Regions from separate parts of the Homo sapiens genome. Here regions 2 and 3 are each linked to region 1. Evidence: chromatin contacts called from ENCODE Hi-C or POLR2A ChIA-PET data. All regions are on one chromosome and are shown on one strand. The core of a region is the stretch at or near the end of the contact, and the rest is flanking DNA. Distances in the headings are between cores, read along the strand shown. Region 1 has its middle 53 kb from the start of RGS10. Region 2 overlaps GRK5 (G protein-coupled receptor kinase 5). Region 3 overlaps GRK5 (G protein-coupled receptor kinase 5).

What was found. A loop is a pair of places that touch in the nucleus more often than their neighbours do. ChIA-PET counts read pairs that join two places held with the same protein, here RNA polymerase II (POLR2A). Pooled maps may share reads with other maps.
Region 2: a loop to region 1 is called in a pooled map, with 2.4 times the contacts of the local background. The contact joins two enhancer-like sites. A Hi-C loop is called at or near these places in 1 of 168 maps with a recorded cell type or tissue (CD8-positive, alpha-beta T cell) and 7 of 50 pooled maps. POLR2A ChIA-PET finds 5 or more read pairs at or near these places in 4 of 52 experiments (T-cell, activated T-cell and activated naive CD8-positive, alpha-beta T cell).
Region 3: a map of CD8-positive, alpha-beta T cell shows a loop between it and region 1 (31-fold over the local background). The contact joins two enhancer-like sites. A Hi-C loop is called at or near these places in 1 of 168 maps with a recorded cell type or tissue (CD8-positive, alpha-beta T cell) and 7 of 50 pooled maps. POLR2A ChIA-PET finds 5 or more read pairs at or near these places in 3 of 52 experiments (H1, WTC11 and activated CD4-positive, alpha-beta T cell).

The regions. Positions count from the first base shown.
Region 1 is chr10:119,487,090-119,491,658 of GRCh38, forward strand. No RefSeq gene overlaps it. Among named protein-coding and RNA genes, the nearest start is that of RGS10, 53 kb to the right of the region's middle. Within about 2 kb of position 2,567, at least 10 of the 41 ENCODE cell types and tissues checked have a DNase peak (open chromatin) inside an H3K27ac peak, as active enhancers do; they include CD8-positive, alpha-beta T cell, where a contact is called at or near this core.
Region 2 is chr10:119,251,214-119,255,782 of GRCh38, forward strand. All of the region lies in intron 1 of GRK5 (G protein-coupled receptor kinase 5), which reads left to right. Among named protein-coding and RNA genes, the nearest start is that of GRK5-IT1, 45 kb to the left of the region's middle. Within about 2 kb of position 2,743, at least 27 of the 41 ENCODE cell types and tissues checked have a DNase peak (open chromatin) inside an H3K27ac peak, as active enhancers do.
Region 3 is chr10:119,269,019-119,273,587 of GRCh38, forward strand. All of the region lies in intron 1 of GRK5 (G protein-coupled receptor kinase 5), which reads left to right. Among named protein-coding and RNA genes, the nearest start is that of GRK5-IT1, 63 kb to the left of the region's middle. RefSeq lists an enhancer at 62-311. Within about 2 kb of position 2,138, at least 35 of the 41 ENCODE cell types and tissues checked have a DNase peak (open chromatin) inside an H3K27ac peak, as active enhancers do; they include CD8-positive, alpha-beta T cell, where a contact is called at or near this core.

The DNA.
Region 1 (4,569 bases), core at 1,317-3,816:
TATGGAGTAGGTATTAGATGATATTGGGAATTATTGTTCATTTTATTAGGTGTACTAAATGTCCTTGTTTTAGGTGAAGCATTATGTCTGATTTTCTTTAAAATAGTTTGCCAGCAAAACATGAGCAGAGAAATGAATCATGGCAAAGTGTTCATTATTAAGTCAAGGTAATGTTTTTGTTATGGTTGTGTTTTTACTTTTCGGAATATTTTGAAATTGTCCTAATACAAAGTTTGTTAAAAGTGATGGGTTAGTGGTAAACTGAGCAAAATGATTTGCACTGAATAGGCAGGAATATAAAAATATGGACAACTCCACTGAAACTCCTCCCAACTCTGCCACAGAATCGGACATAGGCAAAATGGCACCTTGGCTGCTGAAGGTTTTGTGAAGTAGCCAATCTCCCTAATGGGAAAAATCAGAATACAACCTCAAAAAGCTCATGCATGGAGGAGGAGGGGCCACCTTCTTCTCACTCCACATGGCTGGACGAGGAGTTGAGGACAGAGTGTGTGGATTATCCATCTGCTGAGAACTGAGACACCAGAGCTGGGCGTCAGGATGACAGCACAGTGAGAGGCCCAGGACCCTCGATACCCCATCCCCAGCATCACCACAGCTCCTGGCTCACGTCGAATGTTCCACCTGGGTGGACTTCTCAAGGAGATGCTTGCTATGATCAGAATGTTTGTGTCCTCACCCCCAAATTCATGTTGAAACTAAAAGCCAAAGCAAAAGTATTAAGAGGTAGGGCCTTTGGGAGGTCATGAGGCTGGAGACTTCGCCAGTGAAATTCGTGCCCTTATCAAAGAGGCCCCAGAAAGCTGCCTCACCCCTTCTACCATGTGAGGACACAGGGAGAAGACGTCCATCTGTGAAGGAAGCTGGTCCTTGCCAGACCCTGAATCTGCCAGCACCCTGGTCATGGACTTCCCAGCTTCCAGACTGTGAGAAATGTCTGTTGCTTCTAAGCCATTCAGTCTAAGGTATTTTGTTACCGCAGCCCAAATAGACAAACACAGTGTTCCTTAAAAACTGCCAGGCACAGCGGCTCACGCCTGTAATCCCAACACTTTGGGAGGCTGAGGTGGGTGGATCACCCGAGGTTAGGAGTTCAAGACCAGCCTGGCCAACATGGTGAAACCCCGCCTCTACTAAAAATACAAAAATTAGCTGGGCGTGGTGGCATGTGCCTGTAGTCCCAGCTACTCAGGAGGCTGAGGCAGGAGAATCGCTTGAAGCTGGGAGGCAGAGGTTGCAGTGAGCCAAGATCACACCATTGCACTTCAACCTGGGTGACAGTGAGACTCTATCTCAAAAAACAAAAACAAACAAACAAAAAAACACTGCATCCCAGGCTGGGTGCAGCAGCTCATGCCTCTAATCCCAGCCCTTTGGGAGGCCGAGGCGGCAGATCACTTGAGGTCAGGAGTTACTTGGGAGGCTGAGGCAGGAGAATCACTTGAACTTGGGAGGCAGAGGTTGCAGTGAGCCGAGATCGGGCCATTGCACTCTAGTCTGGGCGACAGAGTGAGACTCTGTCTCAAAAAAAACAAAAAACAACAACAAAAAAAACTCTGCACCCCAGATGCTAGAAATATTCCATAGCCGAATGCGGTGGTAGTTATGAGTGTGTAGACAAATGGAGACATCCATAGAGCTCTCCACTTAAGATTTGTGTACTTTACTCTTTACTGAAATTAGGTACGTCTTAGTTTTTTTAAAAAAAATTCCTTCCACCAAAAAAAAAAAAAAAAAAAAAAAGAAGAAGAAAAAATGCATCCCAGTGAGCTGGGGAGGAAAGAGTGAAATTGTAGCTGCTTATCTGGGAAGCTTCAGAAATAAAACATTTTGGAACGACCACCCCGAGGTAGAAGACGAGGATTTGGAAATACACTTTTAAAATAAAGTGATGGGAGGCTGGGTGCAGTGCTTCACACCTGTAATCCCATCACTTTGGGAGGCTGAGTCGGGTGGATCACCTGAGGTCAGGAGTTTGAGACCAGCCTAGCCAACAAGATGAAACCCCATCTGTACTAAAAATACAAAAATTAGCCAGGCATGGTGGCATGCGCCTATAATCCCAGCTACTTGGGAGGCTGAGGCATGAGAACCCAGGAGATGGAGGTCGCAGTGAGCCAAGATCATGCCACTGCACTCCAGCCTGGGTGACAGAGCAAGACTCTGTCTCAAAAATAAAAATAAAATAAAGTGGTGGGAAAGAGAGACGTTTAGTATCTCAGCCACACTAAACCTTTAAGCCTCTGTGCACACAGCCAGTCATTTCTTGATCTCTTTGTTAATATAACTTTAGTATCAGGCAGTTTGTTGTACAAAGTCCTGCAGTTCTTCAAGTAATAAACTCACATCAAAACACTGTTTCCGAGCATTAAAAAAATATATAGCATTGATTTAAAAAATGAATGAACTGAACAAAGGTCTCCCACTAATGACCCTCGTGGGATATTTGAGAGGGTTTTGGAGCCAGCAGAGGCCAAACTAGAGAGTGGGGCGGGGTGGGGGCGGGGACGGTAGTCAAAAACGTCAGCGCAAGCCCAGGAAGTACCTCGAAACCTCATCTTCCTGCCCGAAGATGAACTGCCTGAACTGTGCGGGGCAGAAAGGATGGGAGCAGCTGCCCCACCTTCCTGCCCAGTCCCAGCCTCTGGGGAGAGGGTCTCCCCAGGGCACCCTTCTGGGAGAGACAAGGAGAAAAGTTGGTGGGAGGGGACGGTCTGACCAGGATGGGTGCCCAGGGCCTTGGAGGGTCCTCCCGTGCTGCAGGGACCCGCAAGAACCCCGGGAGCTGCCTCCCTCCACAGCTCACCAGCTCCCCCGTGAGCTCAAGCCAGGAATTTCAGGCAGGCTCTCGGGGGTCCCCAGACTTCCTTCTACTCCAAGGAGCCTGGGGAGCCCGGGACCTCCCAGAAAAGCATGTGGGCAGCTCTGCCCTAGGAGACCATGGTTCTTGTCAAGAAAAAGTCACCGAAGTCCAAGAGGCTCCTCCAAAGAATGTCTACTGAATTCCCTTCCCCTTCCTTCGGACACAAAATGTCTGGAGAGGCAACAACCTGGTTCCAGGTTGGAAATGGAGCCATATTACGCTGCTGGGGCACCCACCACTCAGATCTCCCTCTCACTTCTCTGGCTTCCCCCTGCATGTCCCCTTCTGGGCCCAAATCCTCTCCTGAGAGCCCCCCCACCCCTGGTTTCGAGCCTGCAATCATTTGAATGACATTCAGGTCCAGCTGGCTGCCCGTCGATCACGACTCGAACGCGGGGTAACATCGTGTGCATGTGTGTGCGGGGGACTGGGGGGACAGTGAAAGAGTCCCAGGCAAGGATCCAGGAGTCAGACCCGGCCGGGATCTGCTACCCTTCCCTGCGCACCTTAGGCAGACCACACGACCTATCCCTGGTTTGGTGGCCTCATAATAATCACCAAGGTTTATTAAGCCGCTGTGCGCAAGGCACTGTGCTGCGCACATTGCATGTATTATCTCATTGGATTTTATATAGTGCTAGCGTCTGAATGTTTGTGCCGCCCCCGACCCCCGCCCCAAATTCACATGTTGAAACCGAGTCCCCAGTGTGATGATATCAAGAGGCAGGGCCGGCTGGGGCACAGTGGCTCACACCTGTAATCCCAGCACTTTGGGAGGCCAAGGCGGGCGGATCACTTGAGGTCAGGAGTTCGAGACCACCCTGGCCAACATGGCAAAACCTCCTCTCTACCAAAAATACAAAAATTAGCCAGGCGTGGTGGCGCATGCCTGTAATCCCAGCTACTCAGGAGGCTGAGGCAGGAGAATCGCTTGAACCCAGGAGGCAGAGGTTGCAGTGAGCCCATATCATGCCACTGCACTCCAGCTTGGGTGACAGAGCGAGACTCCATCTCAAAAAAAAAAAGAGGCAGGGCCTTTCGCGGGTGATTAGGTCATGAAGGCTCTGGGTCGGCACCTGAATGAATGGGAATCAGTGCTCAGAGACCCTAGGGAACTTGCTTGCCCTTTCCAGCTGAGCATGTGCCCAGCATGTGAGGACATAAAAGGCACCATGGATGAGAAACAGGCTCTCACCAAACACCTCATCTGTCAGTGTCTTTAATCTTGGGCTTCCCAGCCTCCAGAACTGTGAGCAATAAATATCTGTTGTTTTTGAGTTACCCAGGTATTTTGTTATAGCAGATGAAACAGACTAAGGCATAGGGACCAATATTATCCCATCTAATAATTGAGAAAACTTGGGCTTGAAAAGATCCATGATGGCTTACGCAAGCTCACAGGGCTAATAAGCGACGGAGCTGGGATAGAATTTAGGCAGTTGAACTTCATGACATGAACATAACCACAATTCTCATGCTAACCAATAGTAAAATAATAATAATAAACAAATAATGAGGCTAGGCGCAGTGGCTCGTGTCTGTAATCCCAGCACTTTGGGAGGCTGAGGTGGGTGGATCACTTGAAGTCAGGAGTTTGAGACCAGCCTGGCCAACATGGTGAAACGCCATCTCTTCGAATGCTACAAAAATTGGCCGGGCGTGGTGGCGCACACCTGTAATCCCAG
Region 2 (4,569 bases), core at 1,493-3,992, 240 kb before region 1:
ACAAGGAATGTGAACCATTTGACAGAATTTCCTGAAGGAACAAAGAGCCATGATTTCCTGATTAAAACCATGTTAAAACAAAAAGCAGACTATAACCAAAAGGCTCTGTAAGAGTATTTCTTGTTCAATCAGATTTCAAAGGCAGCACAAGCTGGATGTTTATGGCATCACCAATGCCTTTCTGTGATGCCTGAGCTTTTCAAGAACATACTCAGAACTTTGTCTTAAGCCTGTCTTTACTCGGAGCTGTCTCCCGAAGCCTTGGCCTTCCTCTCCGCAGCTTCAGTTACTGAGTCACTGGAACAGAGGAAGAAGCCCAGGCTTCCATTCTGACAGGCTGCGAACATTTATCTGGAGTTGTAATTGTCATACTCCCACGTTATTTTCTTGCTGTCTTCTAAAGCGATGATGAAAGATGTCTGGGGGAAAGAAAATAAAACAAAAAACCTTCTAGCATCTACACACCTAAAGCAGGGTTTGTCAACCTTGACACCGTTGCCATCTGGGGCTGGATAATTCTTTGTCATGGGGGCCGGCCTGTGCGTTGGATGATGTTTAACAGCATCTGTGGCCTTTAGCTTCATAGTTATGACAACCAAAAATGTCTCCAGACTTTGTCAAATGTCCTCTTGGGGGTAAAATTGCTCCTGGTTGAGAACCACTCGCCTCGATTTTGGTGGTCTAGAATTTGCAAGCTGCTTCTCCGCCCTGTGCATATCCAATCCTCAGCCCTTCCACTAAGGATTAGAACTTGATTTTCTTCTTTTCATCCCACCCTCCCTGCCTTGAGATATTGCTGCATCTGGACAGATGTGCCAAGTACAATTCTGGCTCAGGTGACTGAAGTCTAAGTCAGACATATGTCTTCACTCTCCCTGACCATCCCTCTTGCTGCTGGCCTGCGTGGCGTGCTCGTGCCGATAGGGGCAGCTGTGTGAGTAGCAGGACCATCCTGGAGACAGCCATGCAAAGGGAAACCATCTGGGTGGGGTGAGCTTGCCAGCCCCAGCTACAGGTCCTGGTGGAGTTGACAGTTGATGGATCACTGTGCTGTGACCTCTGGGCAGCCCAGGCCTGCGACGGGCAGAGAGCTGTCTTGTTTCTCCTTTTGGAACCTGAAGGGCAGAGACAGGGTGAAGTTGCCAGGAGAGGCTTTCAGCTGGATCCTAGGGGCCAGCGTGCAGCCCTTTCCCAGGGCTGGGGGTAGGGGAGAAGTGTCTCTCTCTGGGCCGTGTGGATGGGCCAGAACCCTGAGCTGGGTGCAGAGGGCTACGCTGGAGAGGCGGGGAAGGGCACTGGACCGGGTGTCTCGAGACCTGGGCATGGTTTTAGTTCTACCCCGGGTAGCAGCACGATCTTGTGCAAATAGTGTCTTCCTTCTGGTCCTCATGTTTCTCGTAAAGCTGACTTCCAACTAGAACAGTCTACCTTTCTATTTTTCTCCTGATTTGTAGAAAAAGATGGTGCTGTTAAGAGACGGAAATGTGGCCTTCCTAAATTTGCTTTGAGTCCTGAGTTCCTGATTTGGGGGCAAGTGTCTGTGAAGGGCTTGGGGTCACTCTGTGGCTTTTGCCTCATTTTTATGGGTCGTAGAGGATACCTCAATAAATAGCATTTTTCTTCCCTGAACAAATTGAGAGATGAGGCCATGGTTGAAACTTTGAACTTTGGAACTTGCCCAGATGTATCAGGTCAGTCACCCTCCTCCCCTGGGGCCAATAAACCAAGTGTTCCAAAGGCCAGGTGGTCTTAGGGAAAATGATGGACCCTGAAGGGTGAGGGTCATGGCCAGTGTGGACTACAGAGGATCCCCTAGCCACACTGGAGAGGGGACAGTGCCCTGGTTTTCCTGATACGCCCCCTTAGTGCTCAAGGCTGGTTTCAACCCTGCTGTACTAATCTGCTGATGAGGGAGAGTTGGTGGCTCAGTGGTGACAGCACAGGTTTGACAGAGGGTGTCTACACCACCCAGTGCCCCCTTGAGCTCACATCTGAGGGTCTGTTGAGATTACAGAGGCCCTTGATAGAGTCCGAAATTTGAAGGACAAGCAAGGAAGATTGGAGCATCTGTGAACTATCTCCAGTTCAGCATTGCATTAGAAAAGGAATTACATCAGGTCACTGATGTCTTCTCCTAACTCAGTGATCTCCACAGCCCCCTGGATCCTGCCAGGCCTGTGGAGAAGAGGGACAAGCCAGCCTCCCCACCACCCCTGCCCTCCGTTCCTTTTATATTTAAATCAGAAGCTTAGGCTCCTCCGTGTAGCTGCTCTATTTTTCATGCCTCTTGCCTGGGTCTAAGCCCTGGAGCTTAGGGTGCTGTGATATGCTTGCGGGATGCTGCCCCACCACGGCTGGAACCAGGGCTTCAGCCCGGCGCACACCCAGCTCGTTTGGAGGTCACGGCTCACCATAAAAATGGTGTGAGTGGCCAGCTCTTTTTTCACTGTGGCTCTGGGCAGCCCAGCCCAGCTCCGGGGTGGATGCAAGGCCTGAGAGTGAACTTTGTTGTGAATGATGACACAATTCCAGAAAAATGCAGTGTCTCCCAGATACGGCTTCTGGAGCTTTGCCTGGGGTGGGGGGCTGGAGGTTGTTTAGTGTTTGGGTTCCTGGTGGTTCTTTGCCCCAGGGGTGTGTGTGTGTGTGTGTGTGTGTGTACACATGTGTGTGCGTGCATGCTTTTTCATGAGGCACACTTATTTTCAGATGTTCACATGGACTCTTTTTGAGATTCCCCAGGGGAAAAGGAGAAAGTACAGAAAGCCGTGACACCTGATGGAAAATATTACGCTTTAGTCAACAGGGCTGATGTGTCTCCTCTGACTTTGCCTTTAAACCAAACCACACCACAGCGGGGAAAGATGAGCCACACATGAGGCCTGCTGGGCCGGTGACTGTCCCCTAAAGTGGGACTCTTGTAATTCTAAGCGCCTTTGAAAAATGCTTTCAGAATCATCCAGTACTTGAGTTGTAGGGGGCCTGAAAGGTCATCTTGGCCCAGTGGCTTGTTTTAAAGGAGGAGGAAACTGAGGGCCAGAGAGGACCTATGACCCTCCCAGGGTTGCACAGCTAGAACTCAAATCCTGTCTCTTGATCCTCAGAGAAGGGTTTGGTCTGTTCTGTTCTGCCCTACTTTAGTTTTTAGACAGTGTATTGTGATAAGTTTTAGATTTTTTTTTTTGTACTCTGCTCTTATTCATTCAACAACTCTGGGGATTTACTGGGGAACAGGCAGACCTGGTCCTTGTGCTCAGGGGGCTTACAGCCTAATGGGAAAGGCAGCTTGGAACAAGAAACCGTGCATGGGATTTGTAGCGGGTGTGGCTATCTTATTTCTGGCCAGTATGGGGAGGGAGAAGGGGTGGGAGTTGATGGCTGGGGCACGGAGGATGTCATTTCAGCTCTGTGGCCTGGGTCAGGTGCCCAGCCCAGCAATCTGAGTGTGGATGACTCTGGACTATTTCTCCAGGAGGAGGTGGGATTCACAGGCAGAGACATATCAAAACAGGGACCTTGGGATGTATGATGTATTTTGTAAGAAAAAAATGGAAAAACAGGCCGGGCACGGTGGCTCACGCCTGTAATCTCAGCACTTTGGGAGGCTGAGACGGATGGATCACCTGAGGTCAGGAGTTCGAGACCAGCCTGGCCAATGTGGTGAAACCCCATCTCTACTAAAAATGCAAAAGTTAGCTGGGCATGTTGGCAGGTGCCTGTAATCCCAGCTACTCAGGAGGCTTAAGCAGGAGAATTGCTTTAACCCAGGAAGCCGAGATTGCGCCATTGCACTCCAGCCTGGGCGACAGAGCAAGACTCAGTCTCAAAAAAAAAAAAAAAAAAAGAAGGAAAAACAGAGTAGAGCAGGAAGCTCTGTGTATGTATGCGCAGGTAAGGTCGTCAGGTGGGAGGAGGCCAGGAGATGAGCCATTTGGAAGCCCGGAGGTGGCCTTGACTTCCCTGATGGGAGGAGAGAGAGCTGCTGGGAGAGATAGGATCCAGGGAGGGGTGTGGCACAGGCTTCTGGAGGGACAGCAGCTATGGCCAGAGGTGGATCTCTTATTCTCAGGGGTATCAGGGACCCAGGCTCTTTCCACTTGGAACACAAGATAGCAGGGGCCTTTGTCACCAGCAGGATGGAAGCTGACACACAGGACACCCCTTCCAGGAAGCTTTGTCACATCGACTTCACCTAACTCCAATGACCTCTCCCTTCTGAGTCCCTCTGCACTTAGAGGCTCTTTCTGTTTGGACTGAGTGGTGGTTTTGGAAAGGCTCTTGTGTGATTTTCACTGGCGTGGACTCTTCCCCAGATGCTCACTTTGTACTAACACCGCTGGCTCATTATCACAGAGTCATGGAGCAGGCACTGAGACTCAGAGAGCTCTGTGGCTGCGCAAGGTCAGGGTAAAGGTGGGACTTCAGCCTCACCAGACTCCAGAGCCTCTGGCCGTTCCCGCCATGCCTGCTGCCCCCTGTCCTGGTGTGTTTTCTGCCCATTCTCCCAGACACGGGCTCCTTGAGGGACAAGGTGGTGAGTTAGCCCTCTTGCTTCGAGCCATCATTTAT
Region 3 (4,569 bases), core at 888-3,387, 220 kb before region 1:
AGGCAGATGACATCTGCTCTCTGCTCAGGGTAGATTTGGGGGCCTCTGCCACTGGCTGACTGGAACTCTCTTACCTCATTCTAGACTCTTCCAGGCAGCTTTCTGTTTGTTCTCTAACAGAAACATAGAAACAAACCAGCATCTTTTCTAAACAAAGAGGGACTTTTCACAGGAAGTTTGATGACCTGACGCGTTCCCCCTGCTTGTTGAAGCACGAGCCTCTTCTCTGACAGTTAGGGTGACTTGCTGGAGAACAAACAATAGACAATAGTTGTGGCCTACTTCCCGTGAGAAGCAAGAATGGTACAGGTGGATGTTGGGAGCCCCCAAACCCATGGAAGGGGTTTCCTGAGGACGTCCTATAGTCCCTGAACATGCAGCCGAGGGTTCCTGGGGTAGCAGCACCCGTGTGGTTAGCCCTGTAATGGGCTCACATTATGAGGCTTCCGTGGGTAGGCCCTGTTCAGAGAGCTTTGCGTGCTCTCATCCTGGGGAGTCAGGGTTAGGTTTAGGGTCAAGACTGATATAATGGCCAGGCACAGTGGTTCACGCCTGTAATCTTAGCACTTTGGGAGGCCAAAGCGGGTGGATCACCTGAGGTCAGGAGTTTGAGACCAGCCTGGCCAACATGGTAAAACCCTGTCTCTACTAAAAATACAAAAAAATTAGCCGGGCATGGTGGTGTGCTCCTGTAATCCCAGCTACTTGGGAGGCTGAGGCAGGAGAATTGCTTGAACCCAGAAGGCGGAGGTTGCAGTGAGCTGAGATCGCACCACTGCACTCCAGCCTGCAAGATGGAGTGAGACTCCATCTTAAAAAAAAAAAAAAAAAAAAAAAGTTGCTGAGTTGGCTCTCCAAGCCTCTTTCTCAGAGCCACCTTGGAGGGGGCCAGCCAGCTCCAAAGCCTGGGGTGTTGGCCTTTGGGAGGGAGGGGGCCTTGTGCCAGTCCCCCACACTTTGTCTGCTCCTCCAGCCTCCTTGGAGTACCTTGAATGTACCTTCCTATTGCTGTTCCCTCTGCCCAGAGTCCCGTGCTCTCCTCTCCACATTCCTTCACTGCTCATTGGCATTCAGGGTTGGGCATAAATATTACCTTCTTGGGGGCCTGTTATTTGCATCCTAACTAGCAGGGCTCCTTTGCAGCCCACTGCCAGCCCTGCCATTCTTCATCACAGTCCTCTGTTCATCTCTTTGCCACTTGTCACCAAAATGTGTAATTGTACCTTCATTGATGTCCAGTCAGCCTTCTGTATCTGCAACTTTCACATCTGTGGATACAACTGACCGCAGATTGAAAATACTCAGAAATAAAAGGATGCTTGGGTCTGTACTGAACATGTACAAACATTTTCCTTGTCATTATTCCCTAAACAATACGTTATAGCAACTGTATACACATAGCACTTACATTGTATTAGGTATTAGAAGTAATCTAGAGATGATGTAAAGTGTATAGGAGGATATGCATGGGCTTTATACAAATACTACACCATTTTATATCAGGGACTTGAGCATCCATGGACTTTGCCATCTGAGGGGGGCACCAGAACCAATCCCCTAAGAAACCAGGGGACAATTGTTCACCTCCATGACAGGCCCATAAGCTGCTCTGTGCAGGTGCAGGTCTGTCATGCGGCCCACAGCCCTCTCTGCAGAAGACCCTCAAATGCTGGGGGAATGCACAAATTAGCTGGGGGGCAGTCTCTAGGAGATTTTCAGCAGTTTCTCCTGAGAGGTGTGAAGCTGAGAGTTAAGTAGGGTTTTGTAGGTGTAACAATAGGCATTTTCCTTCCAGCAGCTCAAACTGCAGTGTGCTTGGCACGTTAGTGCAAAGGAAAAAAACTCACTTCATTCTTAAGAAAGCTCTGGAAATTTCATCTGTGTTTGAGTGAGTTGGCATGCTGGGCCCCTGGCGGAACACAAATGTGGAATTTGAACTCTACCCTACCTCAGAGAGCAAGGCTGAAGCGATAGGATGAAATGCATTTAAATGTCATGAGTGTTATTATTAGTCGTAATCTTATCTTTGTTAATAATAATAACAGGACCCGCCTAGAAGTGACTGAATAGCAGACCGGGCTTTCGTAAGTAAGCTCACACTGTCAGATAGCACCAGGACCTGGGGTGGCGCCGGCGCCGTTAGGGAGGGAGTGTTCACCGGAAACCTGCCCGGGCCACACGTGTACAGCCACATCCTCCACGCCCTTTGGGCGCTGGTCATTCAGAGAGGCCCTCTCAGACACGCCTGGCCTCTTTAGAGGCTCTCTCATCCCCTCGAGCTGCCAACACAATCAAGGGTCTGCAGGTTTGGGAACTCCAAGGCAGTTTCTCTTTACCAAGTTCTCTGCATAGCCTTTTGCCTTCTATTGTTTGCTGTCCCAGAGACTGGCTGAAACAATGTGTTTCCTACAGATTTTGTTTGCCTGCATTGACTTCTTTGTTTAGCTCTAGTAAACAGACATTTAGCATATACAGATCTGCACACTTGACAAAGAGGAATTTGGAGCCCTGGACGGGGTGGCTGCACTGAGTCACCAGCTCCTTGAACCTGAAGACCTTGGATGGTCCGGAGCTCGTAAATGACTCACCCCATCAGTGCTGGGCTGGTGTGTGCGGGGTTTTGTCGCCACCTTTGGCAATGGAAGAGGGGAACGTGGGGCCTTTGACTCGTCAGGGAAAAACAGGTGTGTGAGCACTAGGTTGGTGACGAGGTTTAGCAGCAGGTGGACTCTGGAGCGTGACTCTGGAGTTGCCAGTCCCAGCTCCAGCACTTTGATTAGCTGTGTGACGTTGGGGAAGTTGCTTGCCTAATATGTGTGTGTTTCCTCATCTGTGAAGACAGCACTAACCTCGTAGGTACTCGGGAGGCTGAAGGAGTTCATCTGTGGAAATCATTTGGCATGATGCCTACTCTTATTCCTTGTCTGTGGGGCCCTGTTTTGTGGGCTTGCCACAGTCTCATGACTCTGCTGGGAAGAGCCTTCCTGCGGGCCCCCTTGAGCTAGGAATAGAACCTGGATTTCTGGCCCTGTAGGCTGACGCGGCCCTCCTAGATGTAGTGGTGATGCCCCGTTCAGCAGAGATGGTTCCAAATGTTCTGAACTTCTGCCTTGTATGGGACCCTGTGCCGGCTGAATCGCATGGTAGCTCAGGGCATAGATGCTAAATGGGACGGTCCTGGGTTTGCACCCTGGCCTCTGCTCTCACCAGCTGTGTGAGCTTGGATGTGTTACTTGTTACTCAGAGCTTTTCTCATGTGTAAAGCTGAGTGCATGAGGCCGGGCGTGGTGGCTCACGCCTGTAATCCCAGCACTTTAGGAGGCTGAGGTGGGCGGATCACCTGAGGTCAGGAGTTCAAGACCAGACTGGCCAACATGGTGAAACCCTGTCTCTACAAAAATACAAAAATTAGCCAGGCATGATGGCGGGTGACTATAATCCCAGCTACTCAGGAGGCTGAGGTAGGAGAATCACCTAAACCTGGGAGGCGGAGGTTGCAGTGAGCCGAGATCATGCAGTTGCACTCCAGCCTGGATGACAGAGCAAGATTCTATCTCAAAAAAAAAAAAAAAAAAGAAAGAAAGAAAGAAACAAGAAACTGAGTGGATGAGATCTCTATTTCATGGGGTCGTTGCGAGCATTAAGTGTGCTAGTGTTTGTGAAGAGCTTGGGCGGGGCCTAGCACAGAGCCCTGCATAGTAGAGGTTTTGCCCTGACCCATGAGCTGAGCATTGGAAATACCACAGAATCTGGAGTGGGGAGCAGAGGAGGTGTCATGGTCCTTAAGGCCTGACCTGTCAGATATTCACAGTTGTCTGTGTCACTTGTTCTCGCATTGATAGACCTGGAGGGACAGGGAGGCCAGCCCGTTGTGGAGGGGACTCCGCAGGCTGAGGGTTGATTCTGGCTCTGAGCAGGCTTCAAGCAGAAGCTGGCTAGCCCCTTGGCAGGGAGGTGGCAGTCCCTCTCTGACGCCTTCCAAGTCCTCCCCAGTCCTTCTAGGATTCTTTTACGGAACCAAAGATAATAGTCCCCTTTGATACCACATACAAGCCAGTCGTATTCCATGCCTCGGAATATGAACAAAACCAGACCGGCGATGGCTTAAGCCTCATTGAGAGGCCCATTTGGATAGCAGGAGATTACATGGGGTCATGAGTAGACAGAATGTGGATTTCCAGAAGGTGCCTCGGCAGCTCCACTGTAGGCATAAAGCAGGTGATTTTGAGATGTGTCCACTGGCACCTGTTCTGAGGCTGGTGGTGTCGGGGGTTGTGGTCATCACAGGTTGCATTAAAAGGGGGCTTTGATGGGGTCTTTTCCAGATGGAGCTGCTTTGTGGGATTCTGCTGCCCTGCCTTGGGATAGCAGGTCAGCAGAGGGTGAGCTCAGGAGCTGCAGGCTACGTGTGACGTTTAAAACATATTCTACATAAACTCATCCATGATCTATTCATGGTGTAATGGATGTCTGGGGCAGGGTGCTAGCTTCAGACGCTCCAGCCCAGGCTTTCTCAAGCCCTCCCAAGGTGCTGAGACATTTGGCACCCTCAGGCCACAAGTGTGGATG